2 separate regions of the Homo sapiens genome follow, and region 2 is linked to region 1. A link is a loop called in an ENCODE intact Hi-C map of the cell type or tissue named here. Cell type or tissue: natural killer cell. All regions are shown on one strand. Each heading gives the region's core, and the rest is flanking DNA. Links, peaks and the distances in the headings are about the cores only. Region 1 overlaps DNMT3B (DNA methyltransferase 3 beta). Region 2 overlaps EFCAB8 (EF-hand calcium binding domain 8).

Evidence for each region. Hi-C counts contacts between places; a loop is a spot of excess contacts. Peaks named below come from ENCODE experiments on the same cell type or tissue, not always from the same donor. Only the 100,000 strongest peaks of a DNase experiment are listed, where the experiment ranks them.
Region 2: it touches region 1 in a loop (17-fold over the local background); 20 of 110 quality-filtered maps call a loop at or near these places.

Annotation. Positions count from the first base shown.
Region 1 is chr20:32,786,394-32,794,393 of GRCh38, reverse strand. It overlaps DNMT3B (DNA methyltransferase 3 beta), which reads right to left. Exons shown (of 23, transcript NM_006892.4): 5 at 7,767-7,892; 6 at 6,943-7,164; 7 at 5,382-5,540; 8 at 2,686-2,793; 9 at 1,624-1,768; 10 at 799-858. Among named protein-coding and RNA genes, the nearest start is that of DNMT3B, 28 kb to the right of the region's middle. RefSeq lists enhancers at 3,926-4,065, 3,228-4,157, 4,158-5,089, 6,079-6,749, 6,750-7,421. In natural killer cell, for the core only: CTCF peaks have their summits at 3,979 and 4,181 (motif pointing left); DNase peaks (open chromatin) are centred at 113, 813, 1,873 and 4,163.
Region 2 is chr20:32,940,760-32,949,813 of GRCh38, reverse strand. It overlaps EFCAB8 (EF-hand calcium binding domain 8), which reads right to left. Exons shown (of 27, transcript NM_001143967.2): 23 at 6,010-6,178. Among named protein-coding and RNA genes, the nearest start is that of SUN5, 59 kb to the left of the region's middle. In natural killer cell, for the core only: no CTCF peak of the experiment used is centred there; a DNase peak (open chromatin) is centred at 3,903.

The sequences.
Region 1 (8,000 bases), core at 1-8,000:
TTTTCTTTCTTTTTTGTTTCTGTTTTGGTTTTTTTTTTTTTTTTTTTTTTTGAGACAGGTTCTCAGTGTGTCACCCAGGCTGGAGTGCAGTGGCATGATCTTAGCAAACTGCAGCCTGACTTCCTGGGCTCAGGTGATCCTCCCACCTCAGCCTCCACAGGCACACACCACCTCACCCAGCTAATTTTGTATTTCTCTTAGAAACAGGGTTACATCCTGTTGCCCAGGCTGGTCTTGGAACTCCTGAGCTCAAGCAATCTGCCCACCTCAGCGTCCCAAAATGCTGGGAAATCCAAGAGATGGTTATTTGCATCCCAAAATGCTGGGATTATAAGCGTGAGCCACTGAGCCCAGCACTTTTTAATTTTACATAATATGGCTCCCATTCTATAAATGGGATTTTGTAAAACCCATTTGTATTTCTATTCCATCTACACAGAAAATCTTAATGGACATGGTTAAATTTGACTCTGACCCTAGGAAAGAAAATTGTACAGCCATTAAAAATCTTAAGGACCCTTTAGTGACAAAATGACATCAGACAGTGCTTACAGTATTAATATTAATAAAGGGGAAAGCAGGAATCCAACTAGTGTTCAGAAAAATCTGGAAGGATGTGCAACCCAACGTTAACCTGGAGGGTATTTGTGAGGGTGGGATGTGAGGGGAGAGTGGGGAGGGAGTTCAGATTGACTTTTCAAGAAATTTGATTCTTTTCCAGTGACCATTTTATATGCAAAGAAATCAGAAGAAAGTGCATAGAAAACAGGGCACAGTCAAAAGACAGGAAGGAAATACCGTATTTCCTTGATTCTAATTTCCTACTGCCTGCACGACGCACCTTCGACTTATTAACCACTTTTGAGGGGAAAACAAAACAAAACAGAAAAAACATTACATTAAATGTATGGACTGTTTTCTTTTTTGAGACAAGGTCTTGCTCTGTCACCCAGGCTTGAATGCAGTGGTGCGATCTCGGCGCACTGCAACCTCTGCCTCCTGGGCTCAAGCCAATTCTCCCACCTCAGCCTCCCGGGTAGCTGGGACCACAGGCACATGCCAAGCACACCAGGCTAATTTTTCTATTTTTCACCATGTTGTCCAGGTGATCGCCTCAAGTGATCCACTCGCCTCAGCCTCCCAGAGTGCTGCGATTACAGGCATGAGCCACTAGGCCTGGCCTTTAAATCTATGGATTGTAAGACAAGTCCTGGATTTCTAGAAACCAGAGTTATCTTATAATGGGAGAAATATGGTACTGGTCAAAATGTTAGCAGGTGGCATATTCTTCTTTAACACTTTCCAATTTTCTCAAATGAGCATAGCTTAACTATTTTTTCCTTTAATAAAAAAGGTGCTAGTCAACACTGCATCCTGACTTCAAGACAGATGTCAGATTCAATACAAATTATATGCACGTGACCATCAGCAAGAAAGTGGCCGGGGAAGCCAGATAGAGCTGGCACAGCCTTCGTATGCCTGCTCCTATTTTTCCAACATTCAGAGTTGAGACCAGCTGCTAGAAAGCTGGGTGGGGTGTGGGGCAGCAGGGGTGGCTGACTCTCCCAAGAAGTGGTCCCACCAGCAGAGGCAGCGGGTGCTGCCATGGGGACTCATTCCCACCTGGTTGCGTGTTGTTGGGTTTGAGGCCCTCGATCCCAGTGGGCTTGAAGCCCCCGTGGGCCCACTCCAACATGGGCTTCAGCTGGTCCTCCAATGAGTCTCCAGGGCTGCTGGGGAAGGTCTTGCCAGCTCGCACCCTAGCTTTCTGCAAAGGCAGAGTCTGTGATGAATGGGGGGGTGGGGAGGAGGTGCTCGCCAGGCCACACCCAGGGATTCCCCCAGCCAGGGCCTACATTCCCCTTCACACTGGGCCCTTTCATAGCCAGACAGCTGTCCTGGGCTGTGGTATGTGACAGAGGAAGGAGGGGCCTGTGCAGGGAGAGGCCTCGGAAGGGGGGTTGTGGTTAAATCTTTTCATGCAGGCACCAAATAGGATCTCTTCCCCCTAGGGAATGTCAGTGGTCACCTCCCACTCAAAAGGCAGACATATCAGAATTAACTCTACCACCAAGATATAGAAGCCCCAGCCAGCACTATCTCATCTCCTCTGTATCTTATATAAGGCGGCACTAGATTTCTTGTTTTATCTCCCTAAAGATGGGGACATTAACTTGTGTCCTACATGAAGGACCAAGGATTTCAGTGTCTAATGAAGCCTTTAGCAATGAGAAGAGGTTGGCTCTTAAATGCTGAACAAAGGTGGGGGGAAAAAATCAAGGTGAAGGGAGAAACAGGGTATAATGGTTCATAGGGGATAAGACGGCCCACAGATAGAAGACAGCTGGCCTCCACTGCTGTCTTGCTGTGAACTCCAACCCTCATAAGAAGGCTCTGAGGTCTCTGGAAAAGCACATTCACTGATACGAATATTGCACCCCTAACTGCCCGTGCTCTTTCCTTCTGATTCAGTTAGTGGTCCCAATAAGTGGCAGCTGGGATGTCTCAAATCCCTTTGTTGGGAGGCCCAATCCGGTGGCCATCATGTTATGTTGTCATTTACCTCCTCCCTGGCCACCCTGTCCCCTCCAAACCACCCTTGGCAACACTGAGCTAGGTTTCTGTGGGTCTCTTGCTTCATCCCTGCTCTCAGGGCTTAGCCCTCATTCCCTCATCCCATGTTACCTCCAGAGCATGGTACATGGCTTTTCGATAGGAGACGAGCTTATTGAAGGTGGCCAAATTAAAGTGCTGGCTGAACAGCCCCAGTGCCACCAGTTTGTCTGCAGAGACCTAAAAGAGAAAGACATCATCAACATCCACCTACAGGTGTGTCCCAGGTGCCATGTCTATCACAATGTTGTCCATCAGATGCAGAAGATTTTCACACACTTTAACCAAGAGACCATTCCTGGGGATAAAGTCCACAGACATCTATTTGAAAGGAAGGAAAGAAAAAAGCAGAAAAATAGAAATGGCAGAGTCTCAACACACAGATATCCAGAACCTTGTTAGGTACGACACTTCCACTGTGGAAAAGGAGGATACTCTGAATGAAGGCAATTAGGCGAACCCTGTGTTTGTATACATTTTCCAAGCAGGTGTCCCTGGTGTGGACCCCTGAGGCTCAGTCCTAATATTCTCTGTGGCTGCTCCAGCATTGAGGGTTTGCACATATTCCTTCTTTCCTAAGCATGATAATTGTTTACTCTTTACCCTTTTATTAAAATGAGTTCACCTAATGAATGTGTTTAGAAAACAGTGCTCGACACAGCACCTTTCACTTGTTGTGATTATTTAACTTTAGTTCTTGTGATTTAATCCATATTCCACAAGTCTCCTGATGTACCAAGTCCCTGGACCAAGCATGAACTGACTGAGTTGCCAGTGAGAGAGAAAATGGCCATTCAGGGATGCTAATCAGAACTGAAAGGCCAGACGTAGTGGCTCAGGCCTATATTCCCAGCACTTTGGGAGTGGGAGTTGAGAGGATCGCTTGAGCCCAGGAGTTCGACTAGCCTGGACAACACAGCAAGACCCCATCTCTACAAAAACTTTTAAGAGCCAAACACAGTGGTGTGCACCTGCAGTCTCAGCTGCTCTGTTAAGGCAGAAGGATTGCTTGAGCCCAGGTGATTGAGGCTGCAGTGAGCCAAGACAGTGCCACTGCACTCCAGCCTGGGTGACAGTGAGGACCTCATCTCTTAAAAAAAAAAAGGAACTGAAAGACACAGGGAATGTTCTAGTCTCCGTAAAGAGTGCTCACACTCATGCAAACCTCCATTTTATCACGGAATGCCTGATTTCCTATATGGGGGTGTGACCACCACTGGGGAGAAAACACTGTGGCTCTGGTGGGGGGAAACCGCTCCAACACAAGTGCTGGTTCCAGCGCCCAATAGCTCCAATACAACCCAAACAGCGTACACATGCTGAGCAGGCACTTGCCCAGGCCAGACCCAGGTCCCATATTGTCATCTCATCCCCTAATGCTGACAGCCCCACACTGCATTGTATTAGCCTCAGACTCTATCTTGCAAAGTGCATTTTATGTCTCGATGGGGCAAAGCAATTGCAAACAATCCATCTTCCTTCACTTGAGTTACTGCTCTCCCATCCCTGGAAGCAGCTGCCTCACTGCCAGCATGGGCCCAGGACTTGTCCTCCCTCTGCTGGTCACAGCAGGCAACTGCATGCAGGGGCTCTCCTACAAAGGAGACTCCACACCCAATATATTATTGTAGCCCTTGGGAAACTTCAATTAGCTCATGGCAAATGGCCCCATGGTAGCTCAATTCCTGGGAAAAACAGAATCTCTGCTTGAGCTGAATCCCAGGAATGTACAGTCCTTCCTTCAATCCTGCCTGGCTTGCTTCTGCTGCAACTTGCCCAATGACCTTAGGCACCTAACTTAGCCTCTCTCAGGGCTCTGAGGGTAGGACTAACATTTACTTCTAAGAGACCATCACAGGATAGGTCTGTCTGATTAAAATCTTTGTTGAGGCCAGGCGTGGTGGCTCCCGCCTGTAATCCCAGCACTGGGAGGCCGAGGCGGGTGGATCATCTGAGGTCAGGAGTTGGAGACCAGCCTGGCCAACATGGTGAAACCCAGTCTGTACTAAAAATGCAAATATTAGCAGGGTGCGGTGGCAGGTGCCTGTAACCCCAGCCACTCAGGAGGCTGAGGCAGGAGAATTGTTTGAACCTGGGAGGCGGAGGTTGCAGTGAGCCAAGATCGCACCACTGCACTCCAGTCTGGGCAACAGAGTGAGACTCCATTCTCACCGCCCCCAAAAAAATCTTTGTTGAAAGAGTGTAAGAATCAAAACAGCCTAGTTATGCCCAACACAGCTCTTCCCCAGCTAAATGTCATTACCAAGAAAGATTTTAAAAGGCTAGAATCAATCATCAAGAGACTCTGAAATACCCAATTCTACTAAAAACCCTTTTCACAACTGATACCAGGTGACCCTAAACCCAACTCCATGCCTTTCTCTCCCCAGGGCTAAATGACAAGAGGCCGCGGCCATGCTTCCGGTCTCTTCCAGGCTTCTCCACTGAACACTTTTGGGTACTTGCTCACGTGGCCACTCCTGGCCCCTCAGAGTCCACACTGATGATTCTGCCCCCAAAAGATAAATCTAAGAAATAACATAAAATCCAACTGCCCATGGATCCAGAACTTTCTAGCACTTTTGTCCCCCGTGTGAGTGGAATCTGCTGTAGCTGGTTAACACAGGAAGTTTTGTCCTTCCTCCCAGACAGTGTGAAGGCATAGGCTCACACATCTGCAGAATACAATCCCAGGCCTTTGTCTTCAAAGGGAGGCAGGCAGGCACAGCCTCAGGCCTGCAGAACCCCTTGCCCTTCCCCGGACTCACCTCGGAGAACTTGCCATCGCCAAACCACTGGACCCACCGCATGCCAGACATAGCCTGTCGCTTGGAGGTGGCCTTCCAAGACACCACCATGGCGGGCCACCAGGAGAAGCCCTTGATCTTTCCCCACACGAGGTCCCCTATTCCAAACTCCTTCCCATCCTGGAAGAAAACCCACATGAAGAAATCCCAGTGAGGAGAGGCCATCCTGGGCCAAGTCCTGTCCACTCCACTGTCCCTGAGGGCAACAAAAAGCTTGCCATAAAATGCAAGATGTAGCCAGACACCGTGGTTCATGCCTGTAATTCTCAGTACTTTGGGAGACCGAGGCAGGGGGATCGCTTGAGGCCAGGAGTTGGATACCAGCCCGGGCAACACAGCAAGACTCCATTTCCACAAAAGAATTTATAAAGTAGCTGGGCTTGGTGGTGCACGCCTGTAGTCCTAGCTACTCAGGAGGCTGAGATAGGAGGATCGCTTGAGGCCAGGAGTTTGAGACTAGCCTGGGCACCATAGTGAGATCCCTTCTATACAAAGTAAAATGTAATAATGGACATAGAAAAAAGGGATCCTAACAACACATAAATACATACATGTGTAAGGAGTCTTCGTGCAGCAATGCTTGAATAAGCATAAACAACCTGAATCGGTTAATTAAGCTATGACCCAGACCACTGGATTTATTATCCAGACATGAACCTCAGGCAACTCTAGTTCTTAATAGAAGAAAAAAGCAAGTCTACAAAGGTATCATACGTACAATATATACAGTATGTGCACTCTGATGAACAGAATCACAATATGTATTGTCAGGCCTCTGAGCCCAAGCCAAGCCATCGCATCCCCTGTGACTTGCACGCATCCCCTGTGACTTGCACGTTTAAGCCCAGATGGCCTGAAGTAACTGAAGAATCACAAAAGAAGTGAATATGCCCTGCCCCACCTTAACTGATGACATTCCACCATAAAAGAAGTATAAATGGCCGGTCCTTGCCTTAAGTGATGACATTACCTTGTGAAATCCCTTTTCCTGGCTCCTCGTGGCTCAAAAAACTCCCCCACTGAGCACCTTGAGACCCCCACTCCTGCCCGCCAGAGAACAAACCCCCTTTGACTGTAATTTTCCTTTACCTACCCAAATCTTAGAAAATGGCCCCACCCCTATCTCCCTTCGCTGACTCTCTTTTGGACTCAGCCCACCTGCACTCAGGTGAAATAAACAGCTTTATTGCTCACACAAAGCCTGTTTGGTGGTCTCTTCACACGGGCGTACATGAAATGTATAACGTACGCAGTTGCAGTCCTTACATAAATGTCATGTTGGGAAAAACCACAGTATTCACGTGGTAAATACTGGCATTTGACTTATGTCTGGGAGAGGATTAAGGTAAAGAAAGGTCCGTGGTGCATATGGAAGATACTTAGAATTCAAACATGTCAATTATTACAATTACGAAACTTCTAACAACTGTTGTCGCTCTGTTACCAACAGTAGCAGGTAACTGGTTTTTCCCCGTGTTCAGGGTCCTCAGTCACCCTGGGCAGGAGCCCCTCTCGGCCATACCTGATACTCTGAACTGTCTCCATCTCCACTGTCTGCCTCCACCTGCGGGGACTCCATGCCCCCCTGCTGGCTGTCCTGGGCTAGGCGGGCGTAGGGGGTACTGCTGCTCTGGGGCGTCCCATGTGTGTCCTCTGTGTCGTCTGTGAGGTCGATGGTAAGGTAAGAGCTGGGAGGGGACGGCCATGGCGTTCCTGCCGATGCTGTTGCCCGCCGTCTCAGGGACTGTGGACAGAAGGACACATAGTTTGGGCCAGAGCAAAGGATGTCGGTGACCAGAGACCAACGGCACCCCCATATGGCTCCTAGGCAAAAAGAAAGAGGAAAGACTGAAGTTAAAGAGAACAGAGACCGCTGAAGAAACTTTTCCAGGAACACGTATCCCTTAAGGGGGGAGAAAGTCATTGTAACTGTCCCAGAGACAGAAAGATGACAAAGGCACAAATGATGGGTAATGACGAGGGACTCTCAGAGAGTGAAATGTTGCCATACCCGCTAGGGTTGCCTCAAGACAGGTGAAGAAGACATGAGGGAGAAGACAGTTCTGGATGTCAGTGTTTTCTACCTTGTTTCCAAGTTAGAGCAAGAACCAAGTCAACAGGGAAAGCTTCCATTCCCAACAGAGTGTCATCTGAGATCAGACCAGGAGAGAAGCCAACAGGCTTACGGGAAGCTTACCCAGGAGAGAAAAGAAAAAGCAAGAACCTGAAAAGCAGTGTGAAAAAAGGACACAGATTATCTACCAGCCACAACCAGTAGTGCAGTGAGTGAGGCATATCTCCCAGTTAGAGACTGCGGGCAGGGGTCTGGGCATCTGGGGAACCAACCCTGGTAGCCGGGAACTCCACGGGGGACTCGTCCACATGGTTGCGGCCCTGCCGGCCTCGGGTGGAACGTGGGGAAGGCCTGTGCCTCTCCCGGCTGGAGACACTGTTGTTATTTCGAGTTCGGACCTAGAAGCAAGAGAGGACACTCACTGGGCCTTAGGTGACTGGAGGCCTGGGGTCTGGCGGGGCCAGAAGGATTAGGCCTTCAGGTGGCCAAGGAGACCTGGTAGCCAG
Region 2 (9,054 bases), core at 650-8,649, 150 kb before region 1:
TTGGCCAGGCTGGTCTCGAACTTCTGGCCTCAAGTGATCTTCCCACCTCATCCTCCCAAAGTGCTTGGATTACGGGTGTGAACCATCATGCATGGCCCATTTTGAATTGCTTTTTGTATGTGGTGTGAGGTGTGGATCCAAGTTCATTGCTTTAAGACTGTCTTTTCTCCACTGAATTGCCTTTGCACTTTTGTCAGAAACAGATGTCCATATATGTATGGATATATCTCTGGACTTTCTGTGCCATTCCATTGATCTGTCTGTCTGTCTCTATGCCATTACCACACTGTCTTGATTACCATGGCTTCACAATAAGTCTTGAAATCAGGCAATGTTAGCCCTTCATCTTAGTTTCCTTTGCCAAAGCTATTTTGACTGGCCTAAATAAATTTTAGAATCAGTGTGTCAATTTCTACAAAAATTCTTCTGGGATATTGATTGGTATTTCAGTTAACCTATAAATCAATTTGGAGATAATTTTATTCTTAATCAGAGAGTCTTCTACCCATTAACAGTAAATCTTCTATACTTTGTCTCAGCAATGTTTTGTAGTATTTTTCTGTGTACTTACATATCTTGGTATTTATGTTTTATGTTTTCGTAAATGTATCTTTTACTTCAATTTCTGGCTGTTCATTGCTAGTATATAGAAATACAATTGATTTTTTGTATTGATCTTGTATCCTGCAACCTTGTTAAACTCCTTACTAACTCTTTTTAGTAAAATCCACTGGATTTTCTACATAGACAATTAGTCAACTACAAATAAAAACAGTTTTATTTCTTCCTTTCCAATCTGAATGCCTTTTTTTTTCCTTCTGTAATTGCCCTCTACTCTTCTAGTATAATTTTGAATCGAAGTGACATGTCTTATTCCTGGTCAGGGGAAAGTACTCAGCCTTTCACCATTAGGTGTGAAGCTAGTTTTAGGTTTTTTCACAGATGCACTTCCTCAGGTTGAGAAAGTTTTTTCTATTTTGCTAAATGTTTTTTATCAGAAATGGATGTTGAATTTTGTCAAATGATTTTATTGTATCAAGATAATCACATAGTTTTTCACTTTATTAATATAATAAATTACACTGATTTTCAAATATTAAACCAACCTTGTATATCTGGGGTAAACCCTATGTGATCATTGCTGGATTTTATTTGCAAAATTTTGTTAAGATATTTTGTATTTATGCTTATGAGGGATATTAATTGATAGTTTGCTTTCTTTTCCTTTCTTTTCTTTCTTTCTTTCTTTCTTTCTTTCTTTCTTTCTTTCTTTCTTTCTTTCTTTCTTTTTCACTTTCTTCTTATAACGTCTTTGTCAGATTTTGGTACCAAGTTGCCTCATGAGTTGGGAAGTATTGTACCCTTTTCAACTTTCTGGAAGAGTTTCTGTAGAATTTATATTATTTCCCCTTCAAATATTTGGGTAAAATTCACCATGGAAGCCATTTAGGCCTGGAGGTATCTTTGTAAGGAGAGTTTTAAACTACAAATTTAATTTCTTTGATATAAGGATATTCGGGTTATCTGTTTCTTCTTGTGTAAGATTTAGTAGTTTGTTTCTTTCAAGGAGTTTATTTCATATAAGTTGCCAAATTTATTGTATAAAGTTGTTTATAGTATTTCATTGTTATCCTTTTAATATCTGTAGAATCAGAAATGATGTCATCTCACTCATTCCTGATATTGGTAATTGGTGTATTCTCTCTCTTTTTCCTGCCCAGTCTAGCTGGAGGTTTATCGATTTAACTATCTTTTCAAAGAACCAGCTTTTGGGTTCATTGATTTTCCTTATTATTTTTTACTTCCCTGTTTCATCGATTTCCATTCTAATCTTTATTATTTCTCTTCTATTTACTTTGGGCTCAATTTGCTCTTTCTTTCTAGTTTCTTTTTTCTTTTTTTTTTTTTTTAATTGAGATGGGGTCTTGTTATGTTGCCTAGGCTGGTCTTGAACCCCTGGGTTCAAATGATCCTCCCACCTGCCTCCCAAAGGCGTGAGCCACCGCACCAGACCTCTTTCTAGTTTCTTAATGTGGAAGTTGAGGCTGGAGATTTGAACTTTTTTCCTTCTAATATAGGCATTTAGTGCTACAAATTTCCCCGTTACTACTGTTTTTTGTGGCATCTCATAAATTTTGAAATGTTACATTTTCATTTTCATTCAGTTCAAAATATTTTCTAATTTCCCTCTGGATTTCTTTTTTTGGCCCATGGGTTATTTAGAAATGTGTCATTTAGCTTCCAAATATTTAGGGATATTTCAAAGATATTTCTGTTTTTGATTTATAATTCAGTTTCATTGGGATCAGAGAACATACTTTGTATGGCATAAATCCTTTTGAGATTAGTGAGATGTGTTTTGTTACCAGAATATGGTCGGTTTAATTAATGTTCTGTGTGCACTTAAAAATAATGTTTGTTTATGAATGATCTATAAATGTTAATTAAGTAAAATTGTTTGATAGTGTTATTCAAGTATTCTATATCATTAATGATTTTCTGTATAGTTGTTTTATAAATTGAGAGAATATTGAAATCTCATGCTACAATCATAGATTATTAAAATTTAAAATAATAACAGATCAAACACCAAATGTTGATGAAGACACAAAGGTAGAAATGCAAAACAGTTTGGTCATTTTTCATAAAGTTTCAATACACTTACCATACAACCCAGCCATTCTGCTTCTAAATACTTACCCAACAGAAATGAAAACAATGTTTAAAGCGGCTTCATTCATAATCATCCAAAACTGACAATGACTCAAATGTCCTATAATTGGTGAATGGATTAACAAACTATGACAGAGCCATACAGTGGAATAATACTCAGCAATAAAAAGAACAAACTACTGATACGTTCAACAACAAAGATGAATCTCAAATTGATTATGCTAAGTGAAAGTTAGACTTTCACTCAGCTACATGTGTATGTTTCCATTTATGATAATCTGGAAAAGGCAAAACTATAGAGACAAACAGATCAATGGCTGCCAGGGGTTAGGAGAAGGAAATAGAGTTTACTATGAGGAGACATGAGGTCACTTTTTGGGGTAATGTCTATGTCTTGATTGTGATACCAATTACACAATTGTATGCATTCATGAAACCTCACAGAACTATATACTTTTAAAAGGTGCTTTTATTGGATGTAAATTATACTTCAGAAATCTGATTTTTAAAACAAGCTTCTAAAAGATAACACTAGATATTATATTTAGGGGATAGTCAAAGACGTCTTTGAAAGATACAAAAAAATGGGTGACATCAGCAAGATGGTAGAATAGGAAGATCCAGAACTTCCTTCTCCCTATGGAGACACTGACTGAACAACAGTACATGGACCAGAAACCAGGACCATTCATCCCAGATGAATGAAAAAACAAACAAACAAAAACCAAAAAAACAAAAAACAAAAAACCAGCTGCACTGAAGCCAGTAGGAAAATTCATAGTGCTCACTTGTAATCCCTCCTCCTGGCTCAGTGAAGCAGATTGGGAAGGAACCACCAGCTTCCAGCTTCTCCCTGGGAGGGAAAGACTGAGATGTACATCCAACATGCAGACTTTTCAGAGGGCTGCATGATTAACCAGTTTCTGTCTTGCCTGAATCTAAGCACTGACAGGAAGAGGCACCAGACTGGGCTACTAAGAACAAAGGTGACAATTTAGACTAGCACACACTATCAGAGTCCCTCCTGCCGCTCTGTGGAATGAGTAGAGAAAACAACCCAACTTCCAGCTTCTCCTTGAGGAGGCAGATTTGGAGCATACATATCCAATGTTAGCCTTTGAGGGGTACCCAAGAAACTGGTTTCTGTCTTGCCTCTCTCAGACTATTGAAGGACCCAGCATATTCTAGAGGCCTGGGGGAAGCTTGTAGCCGCTCTAGAGAACTTGCAGTACTGCAAATAGACACCAGAGAGAGCAAGAGATAATGGACTCCTGAAAAAAATAAACCTGTAGATTCCTGTAATTGCGAATTTACATGCGTAAGTCTGGTGAAAGTATCCACAAAAAAGATTGGGGAGGCACCCAGAATCTTTAGCCAAGCTGATTGGTGCAGAATTTTCCCTGAATGAAGCCAGTATATAAAGACTGGGAGAGGTGGCTGATTTTACAAATGCATGGATCCCAATATAAAGTTATAAGGCACACAAAAAAAATAGGAAAGCATGGCCCAAAGGAACAAAATAAATCTCCAGAAACTGCCGCTAAAGAAATTGAGGTATATTAATTATTTGACAAAGAATTCTAAGTAACCGTAATAAAAATGCTCAACAAGCTCAGGGAAACAATACATGAACAAACTGAGAATATTAGTGAAGACACAGAAAATATAGAAAAGAACCAAACAGAGGCCAGCCATGGTGGCCCACACCTATAATCCCAACACTTTGGGAAGCTTAGGTGGGCGATCACTTGAGCTCAAGAATTCAAGGCCAGCCTGGGCAACATGGTGAAACTCTGTCTCTACAAAAAATACAAAAAATTAGCCAGGCATGATGGCATGCACCTGTAGTCCCAGCTACTCAGGAGGCTGTGGGAAGATCACTTGAGGCTGGGAGGTCAAGGCTTCAGTGAGCTGAATTCGTGCCACTGCACTCAACCCTGGGTGGCAGAGCAAGACCCTGTCTCAAAAAATAATAATAATAATAATAAAAATAACAGAAATTCTAGAGCTGAAGATGAAGAGTAAAATAATTGAATTCAAAAGTCATCTACAGCAGGCTTGATCAAGCAGAAGGAAAAATCAGCAGACTTGAAGATATCCAGTCAGAGAAGCAAAAAAGAAAAAAGAATTTTAAAGAGTAAAGAAAACTTAAGGGATTTATGAGACATCGTCAAATGGACAATATATGCATTATGGTAGTACTAGAAGGAGGAGAGAGAGACAGAGAGAGAGAAAGGGACAAAAAGCTTATCTGAATAAATAATGGCTGAAAATGTTTCAAATCTTAAAAAGGAAAAGAAACCTATATTCAAGAAGCTCAAGGGATTCCAACTAGGATAAAGTCAAAGAAATCCACAAGGAGACACATTATAAAAAGAACAAAAACTCTCATCCAAAAATACTATATCCAGGAAAGCTGTCCTTTAAAAATGAAGGAAAAATAAAAATTTTCCCAGATAAATAAAAACAAGAGGAGTTCATCACCATTAGACCTGCCTTTAAAGAAATGCTAAAGGGACCCCTTCAAGTTGAAACAAAAGGATGCTAGGCAGGAACATGAAAGCATATGAAAATACAAAGCTTTCTGATAAATGTAAACACATAGAAAAATACAGAATGCTGTAATACTGTAATAGTGGCACATAAGTCACTTTATTTTTATTATTATTTTTTTTTTAGACAGAGTCTCACTCTGTTGCCCAGGCTGGAGTGCAGTGACATGATCTCAGCTCACTGCAACCTCTGCCTCCCAGGTTCAAACGATTCTCCTGCCTCAGCCTCTCAAGTAGCTGGGATTACAGGCATGCACCACCATGCCTGGCTAATTTTTGTATTTTTAGTAGAGACAGGTCACTAAAACAAACAAACAAACACATAGGAAGACAGCACAGGAGGAAAAGGGGACAAAAAAGTGTTGGGATTACAGTAGTGAGCCACCGCGCCTGGCCCTAATTATTTCTTGACATGAACGGTGGCTATATGGGTATGTATTTACTTTCTCAAAATTCACCAAGCTGAACCCTTCTGGTTTGTATGTTTTTCTTTATATACAATGCAACAATTAAGTTTATTTTTTAAAAGAGAAAGGAATATGCTTTATCAGATATATGATTTGCAAAAATATACATAGGTGAATAATATTGGGTGGATGGGTGAATGGATGGACCGTTTGCTGAATGGATAATTGGACAGACTGTAATATTATTTAAGTGAAGGCAGTTGCTGTGGCCTGAGAGTCCCTCCCCACAGAGTACAAAGTTCATACCAGCTTATGTTCAGACAGGGACAGAGACAAGAAGGGCCATGGGCATGGCTGAGCTTCAGCAGGACCCATACCAATGGCATCACCGGAGAGTTTCCAAGCCTTGACGTCCCGGTCCTGGCCAGCGCTGATAACCAGCTGGAAGTTGTCCACATACAGGATGTCTGCCACACTATTCAAATGGCCTTTCCAGGTCATCAGGAGCGTGGGGGGAACCAGGGAAATGGTATGGCCAGCCACAACCTATAGGGGACAGTACAGGAGAAACACTTTTACCAAGACCACTACACAGGCTAATTAGAAGGCACCCAGGACTGCAGGCAGCAGAGCCCAGTTGGAAGGGCCCTGGGACACAGGCTAGCGTTCTAGTTCTAGATGCATTCCACATGAACTTGCTTGCGACCTTACATAGGTCCCGGCACTTCTCTGGCCCTCACTGGCCCCTTAGGTAAAACCATAAAAAGAACTTGCATTTACTTTCTCAAAATTCACCAAGCTGACTACATATGACTTGCATATGACTTGCATATGACTACATTGTTTACCAAGTGCCTCTGTACACATTATTCCATTTGAACCTCACAACCTTATAAGAAGTATATAATTCTCACTGACTTACAGAGGAGAAAAGTGAGAGTCAGACATGTTCAATAACTAGCCTAAGCCCACATAGCTAGAAAGTGATGGGGCCAGGGCAAGAGCCTCAGTCTTCTAAAGTTTTTCAGCTGGGTATTGGGAGATGAATAGGGTGAGCAATGGGGTGATAAATCACATTACACTGAGAGAATAAAACTACTGAACTGGAAAATGAGTGAAAATGACCATTTTTAAATAAAACAAGATTAATAAAGGAGGACTTATTCGACCATATTCAAGTATGGAAAGTCAGAATAATAAACTTTAAATTTTAAACAAAGCAATGGAAGACAATAGAAAGCTCAGAAACCAACCCAAATGTATGTAAAACTGGTATATAGTAAGAGTGGTAACAGAAAACATGACTCAATAAACAGTAGTAGGATACCTGATGAACTATAAGAGAAACCTACGTTGTTATCTTTTATCTTACACCCAAATGAATACTAGATGCGTTGAAGATTTTATTTTCAATGAAATCATAAAACACCTACAAAAGAACGAATCAGTATTTATCTTTTCTCTAAGAAAGTGATAAACAGGCAAAGGAAAATATCACAATGGGGACAAAAACTGACTTGAACACCAAAAAATATATTGTAATTTTTAAGTCATCATAAATAAAATTAACAAGCAAATGACAAATTGGGGGGGATATTTGTAATCCATATGATAGACAATCAGTTAATCTTTTAATATATTTTTATTGGTTTTTTTTTTTAGAGATGGGGTCTCACTATGTTGCCCAGGCTGGTCTCGAACTGTTAGGCTCAAGCAATCTGCCCACCTTGGCCTCCCAGAGAGCTGGGATTACAGGCATGATCTACCATGCCCAACCTAATGTATTTTTAAATAATTATACAACATTTATAAAAGATAGTTACCACAATAGAAAAGTAGGCAAAGGACATGAAGAGACAATTCATAAAGTTATACAAAGCCAATAGATTAAGAAAATATGTCAACATCACTAATAAACAAAGGCATCTTAATTAAAATCAAAAGAAACCATTTGCACCTAAAAATCAACCAAAAATGTTTTGCTCACTTAGGACATTTATTTATTGAATGCCTTCTATAAGAAAGACACTCTGATAGACCTAGAGGATCCTCAGATGAATACCACTAATAAATTCTTTAGGTTGTCAAAGATAAAAAAAACAGGCTAATGAAATGCAAAACTGTATAAACCTTCTAGAGTGCAATTTTGTAGTATACATTAAAGGCCTTAAAGTGACTTATGTTCTTTTACATACTCTTTCCTTGGGACAAATTACTAGATGTACAAATAAACAACTATAAACAACAACAAAAAACATTTGTGAAAAAGAATATTTGTACCATCATTTTTAGTAATATCTAAACACAACTTTATTGAATCATAATTCACATAAAAATTTACCAATTTAAAGTGCTCATTCAATGGTTTTTAGTATTTTCAGAGCTGTGCAACCACCACCACATTCTATTTTAGACCATTTCATCACCCCAGAAAGAAACTCTTTACCCAGTAGTCACTACGCAATTTCCCCAACTCCCTCCCCCAGCCTCAGGAAACCACTAATCTACTTTAATATGGACATTCTGGACATGTCATTTAAGCAGAATCACACAATATATGGTATTTTGTGGTTGGCTTCTTTCACTTAGCACAGTATTTTCAAGGTTCATCCATGTTGTTGCATGCATCAGTACTTTATTCCTTTTTATTATTAAATAACATTCCATTGTATCACCATACCACACTTTATCCATTTGGAAGTTGACATTTGGGTTGTTTCCACTTTTGTATTATAAATAATGCTACTATAAACATTCATGTACAAGATTTTATGTGAACATATGTTTTCATTTCTCTTGGGTATACACTTGGGAGTGGAACTGTTGGGTAATATGGTAAGTCTACACTTAATTTTTGAGGAACTGCCAGACTGTTTTCCAAAGTGACTGCAGCTTTCTATGTTCTTTTTCTTTTTTTTTTTTTAAACAGAGTTTGGAGTTTTGCTCTTGTTGCCCAGACTGGAACGCAATGGCATGATCTCTGCTCACTGCAACCTCCGCCTCCCAGGTTCAAGCGATTCTCCTGCCTCAGCCTCCCGAGTAGCTGGGATTACAGGCACCCGCCATCATGCCCTGCTAATTTTTGTATGTTTAGTAGAGACGGGGTTACACCATGCTGGCCAGGCTGGTCTCAAACTCCTGACCTCATAATCCGCCCACCTCAGCCTCCCAAAGTGCTGGGATTACAGGCCTGAGCCACCGTACCTGGCCAGCTTTCTACATTCTATCCAGCAATGTGTAAGAGTCCCAGTTTGTCCACATCCCAGCCAACCATTGCTATTATCTATAGTTATCCTGGCAAGTGTAAAGTGGGATCTCATTATAGTTTTAATATGCATTTCCCTGATAGCTAATGATGTTCACCATCATTTAATATACTTATTAGCCATTTGTACATCTTCTTTGAAGAAATGTTTATTTAG